Linked DNA regions of Homo sapiens: region 2 is linked to region 1. A link is an interaction called in ENCODE POLR2A ChIA-PET data of the cell type or tissue named here. Cell type or tissue: MCF 10A. All regions are shown on one strand.

Region 1 (2,500 bases):
TGATTTAGGAGAAGTAACAAGAATATATTAGAGGAAAAAAACCTCCTTTAACTAAGGGCAAAGGTATTTAGTTTACATTCCTATATTTTTCCGTAAGTTTTAAAAAAATAGCATACAATGTAGTACTATAATGTAATACTTCCTCTACACAGATCAGACATTTCTTAAATGAGACTGTGCTGGGTGCTACAGGGGAGGTGATTACAACACATTTTGAAGGTAACTGTGGTCACAGCTTCCAGTGGACTGAAAGAATCCCAGACTTCTCTTCTGGAGAACAAATACCCCTCTGATTCCTGTTTTTGCCATCAAGGCACTGAAGCTGTTGCAGCTGCAATCTTCTCTCCTCTATGTCTTCCTCCCCCAGCTCCCTGACCTGAGTTTATATCCTCTTCACCATTTACCTAAAAATCTTGGCTGGTGCCTTGGTCTCAGACCCTGAAACGCCTCTGTGAACTCTAGGGAGCATGAATGTTAGGCCTTATGATACCAAAGAGAGCTAGGAAAGCCCAAAGAGCTCTCTCTTCAACCCCCAGAGAGGATAAAAACAGAAAAAGAGACACAAGGGGGTGTAAAACAGGGAATTCAAAGTCTCTCTAGCTTCCAACAAGCCAGCTTTAGCTTCCAAAGTCAATTATTCAGTGATAATTTACTTAGCGGCCTCTGGGACCAAAGGCAGTTTCTTCTACTACAACTTGTAAGTTAGAGACTATTTTCTTCTCTCTACTGGACAGAGACACCCCATACAATTTCAGCTGAACAAAATAAAAATTGGTCTCAAATAATATGCTACTGCTTTTTTTTCTGTCATTACAGGTAATTGCATCCAGGGTTCTTCCTCCTCCCAGCCCATATTCAATTTTTGACTGAAGGTACAGTACCACAAAGCCAGAAAGCCTGTGGTTGCAGTGTCTTGCCTGCCATAAATTTCTGGAGGCCATTATCATTAGGAGTCTAGATTTGTCTCACAACTACAGACTTTCAGTTTGAAAGGAAAAGAAAAAAATGATTGACATTGGATATGACGAAATTTTGTTTTTCCCAAATTTCATCTGGTGCTAAATACATACCCGGAGTTTCTTCTTGAGATCTCAGCTTTCCTATCATGATGATGAAGCAAATTAAACATGCATATAAATACTTGTGTCTAGCCACATAAATTGGTGAAATTGCCTATATGCAAAAATGTGTAATAAAAACAAGCAACATCGTCATTTCAACCACTGAGAATAAAATCCTTTAGGCTCATCCCTGCTATGGTGCAATCCAGGGATAAAGCCCTGAGTCAGCCTTGAGACAGTCTGGCCTGAGAACTTGAGCCCCTGTTGGAAAAACCCTGTGCAATGTGGTGATGCTAAGCAGCTTTATGGTTTTGTTAATGTTCTTCACCGGGTTTTATCTTACTCCACCGAGGCCACTGATCTTTAATCATCGCATTAGTGTCAGCTGTCAAACCTAAGAGCATTATGAACTAGGTTCTTGGAAAATGCAATGCCATCATTAATTTGTTAACCCTCTCAACCATCCCGTGAAGGGGGTTAGTACCACTCTCTTTTAAAATATGCTAACAAGAGATGTTACCCTCTCAAGGTCACACAGGATTTGTCACAACTAACACTATTCGGGGTATTTCCACCCTCACTCTAAGTTCTTGCCCAGGTTCGCTCGCTAAGGGGAAAGTGGACCAGCTAAACAAAGAGGCACCAGCACAAAAGGAAATGCCATTAAGGAGCAAAGGAGCTAGAGGAGTTTACCAAAGAGAAGCATAAACGAATAGGAGAGGAATGGAATGAGGCGACCCTAACAAAAATACATGCCGACTACATCTCAGAAAAGTTATCTCAGAAAACAAGAGAAAAAGAAAAAACTCTTTCCATTTCACTTAAGGAAAACTGTGTGTGTTCTCTTCCTGAATGCCAAGAGGTAGAAAATTCAGGAGACTTGTTTTCCAAAGATAAGGAGCTTACGAAGTATTCCACATTACTGCTCACCTATTTTAAAGGGGTTCATAAGCTTGTTTGACATATCTCCTTCTGAAGTACTTAAAAATGCAGTTAATTTAAAATAATTGTTGGTACTAAATAAATAGCAAATATGCTGAAAGCATCAAATCAGGACTATATCTGATCTTAGCCAGTTTCCCACAGGCTCAGTTCCCACTGGGCTGTAGAATGTTGATGCATGTCTGTGCCCGTATTCAATTTGGGAAGATAGGAGTGTGCTGTTTTCAGCCAGTAAGTTTATGGCAATTTATTATACAGCAATAGAAAATTAATACAGAAGCACTTTGTCTTCCCCATCACATTGGTATTGGGCTCTTCCCTTCATATCACTATTTTCAAAACTCTACCTACAGGTGGATGTCATGAGCATAAATAAGACACCTTCTTTTATTCAACCAGTTCCAGTGTCACCATTAATAATTATTCAACAGATGTTGCAGCTCTCTTGGTAATGTCTGTTGAACATAACCACCATTTACATTTTACATTTTAATCAT
Region 2 (2,500 bases), 120 kb after region 1:
CGAAGGAAGAAGGAGGAAATGGAATCTACAAGAGGAGACATCTACTCAGAACATTAATTCTGGATCAGATATTGGCTACCATGCCAAAGGATCATAGCTATGTTACTACTGATTTATCAATAGTGGCCCTGATTCACTTGGACAGCTGAAGAGTTCAATGTAACAAACTTCTGCCTAGGAAGCTGCAAAATTGGTACCATTAAAACATGGCTCTTTCAAATTGCTTAAAACTCTCCTACTGAAATGTACACATTTTCAGCAACATTTCATTTCTCAGAGTAACATGACTTTCAAGGACAAGGCAAAAAGACTGCAATAATTTTACTGCAGGAATCTACTCTGAAAAGTAAAAGCTATAACACAAGATTGCAGTAATTTTATTGCAGGGAATCCACTCGGAAAAGTAAAAGCTGTAATATAGCTATTACCTACGGGGGTTATCTCCAGGAGCATCTTAATTTTCCTGAAACGTTTATGGTGTGGCAGAAAGCAGCTGGACTCTTGCATTCCACACAGATCAAGACACAAGCCTCACACTTCATCATGGCAATAGCAAAATAACTGAAGGGAATAAAAAAGGAAAGAAGGAAATAAAACCAGTGGCCTTATATCTAAAGAGAAGAAGAAAAAAAGAAAAAAAAAAACACGTGGTCAGATTGGAAACCAAACCACCTGATTTTGCCTAAGTCACGCATCTCATCTGGTTCTTTAATTCCTCATTTTACAACAATGTTCTGGGAATGAAAAGAGGCACTTTGCTCTTTAGAAACAAAAATTAAGTGATTCCGAAAGATATGATTTTTCAGTTGTAAGACTTTGTGAGGTAAATATCCACTAAAAACTGCTTCCTAAAGCCAGCACACTTCGCTGCTGCAATGCTTTTTTAATGCAGTTTGTCCCTGCCAAAACTTGCATTGACGTTTACATACAAAGCATTACACAATCTTCCAGGAGACTTGGTTTCTCTATATAAATACGAAAACGGCATCTGCCTCCCTCCCCAGTGATACAATGAGCAGAGGGCCTTAGTCACGGGTCAAACACCTAAAGTCTGGCCTGGTAATTATTAGCTCCCAGCTTGAAAACTAGCTCACTGAACTTAAAATCTTTTCTTCCTCTCAAAGGTTAGTTAGGATGCTGGCCAACTATCTTCCAGAGGTCTTGTGGGATTAATGAAAAGGTTAAAATATTAAGGACTTACACTCAATGAGAGCTATTCTCATCCATCTCAGCTATTATAAAAGTAAACACTCCCCCTTACTTCCCTGTGATACTCTAGGGGGCTGCAAACCACAGCCCATGGGCCAAATTCACCTGCCATATGTTTTTGTAGAGCCTACAAGGTAAAAAGAATTTTCCCACTTTTAAATGGTTAAAAAAATCAAAAGAAGAATATCTTATGATGTAAAAATTATATGAAATTCACATTTCAGTGTCTGTAAATAAAGTTGCACTGGGCCAGGCATGGTGGCTCAGGCCTGTAATCCCAGCACTTTGGGAAGTCGAAGTGGGCAGATCACCTGAGGTTAGGAGTTTGAGACCAGCCTGGCCACATGGTGAAACCCCATCTCTACTAAAAATACAAAAATTAGCCAGGTGTGGTGGCACATGCCTGTAGTCCCAGCTACTTGGGAGGCTGCGGCAGGAGAATCGCTTAACTTGGGAGGCGGAAGTTGCAGTGAGCCAAGATCACGCCACTGCTCTCTAGCCTGGAGGCAGAGCAAGACTGTCTCAAAAAAAAAAGTTGCACTGGAACACAGCTATGTCCATTTTGTTTACATATTGTCTGTGACTTTTATCTTACCATGGGACAGTTGAGTAGTAATGTCAGAGACCATAGGACCTGCAAAGCTTAAAATATTTACTAAGTAGCCCTTAACAGAAAAGTTTTGCCTATCCCTGTGCTCTGGGCCCAAGTCTGCTATGCCTCTGAGTATCCTGAGACCCTTAGAGAATTAGCCCTGCAAACAGGCAGCTGTACTGAGAAGCAACATTCTGTTTGTTTTATCCCAACCCAACCTGGTATCTAACAAATGCTTCTCCTTCTAGTTCAAAGCAAGGCTATGACGTCACAGAATGAACCCCAACCTCAATGTCTGCACTAAGGGAAGGGTAGAGCAGCTTTCTCTATGGGGCCACATTTTCAGTAACTTAGTCCCGTACTTAGAATCTTATACTCCGCCTTCTAATAGGTCTTCACAGCAGCTCTAGAAATCTCAGGCTTCTTTTTTACCACTATATTAGGGTACCTTTGGTTGAACGTTCCCAAAACCCCTTGAGAAAATTTAAGGAAAATATGAACACACCCCCTTTTCATTTGTTGTAAGTACACCGGGGTCTCTGGGAACTGGAGGGCTACACAGAGGAACTTGAGCATATCTCTTGATTTTTTTCCCTTCTCCACGCACCCAACTCCATCATGCTTCCCTCACTGCAGGCCAACCCCTCTAGTTCATACGTCACCAGGATTTACACCTCCCCTGCTTCAGAGACAGACTAG

Evidence for each region. Peaks named below come from ENCODE experiments on the same cell type or tissue, not always from the same donor. Only the 100,000 strongest peaks of a DNase experiment are listed, where the experiment ranks them.
Region 2: POLR2A ChIA-PET joins it to region 1 with 11 read pairs; 1 of 35 experiments calls an interaction of 5 or more read pairs at or near these places.

What each region holds. Positions count from the first base shown.
Region 1 is chr5:113,146,020-113,148,519 of GRCh38, forward strand. The region is part of intron 4 of MCC (MCC regulator of Wnt signaling pathway); the gene reads right to left. Among named protein-coding and RNA genes, the nearest start is that of DCP2, 170 kb to the left of the region's middle. In MCF 10A, no CTCF peak of the experiment used is centred here; a DNase peak (open chromatin) is centred at 1,282.
Region 2 is chr5:113,263,305-113,265,804 of GRCh38, forward strand. All of the region lies in intron 3 of MCC (MCC regulator of Wnt signaling pathway), which reads right to left. Among named protein-coding and RNA genes, the nearest start is that of TSSK1B, 170 kb to the right of the region's middle. In MCF 10A, no CTCF peak of the experiment used is centred here; a DNase peak (open chromatin) is centred at 967.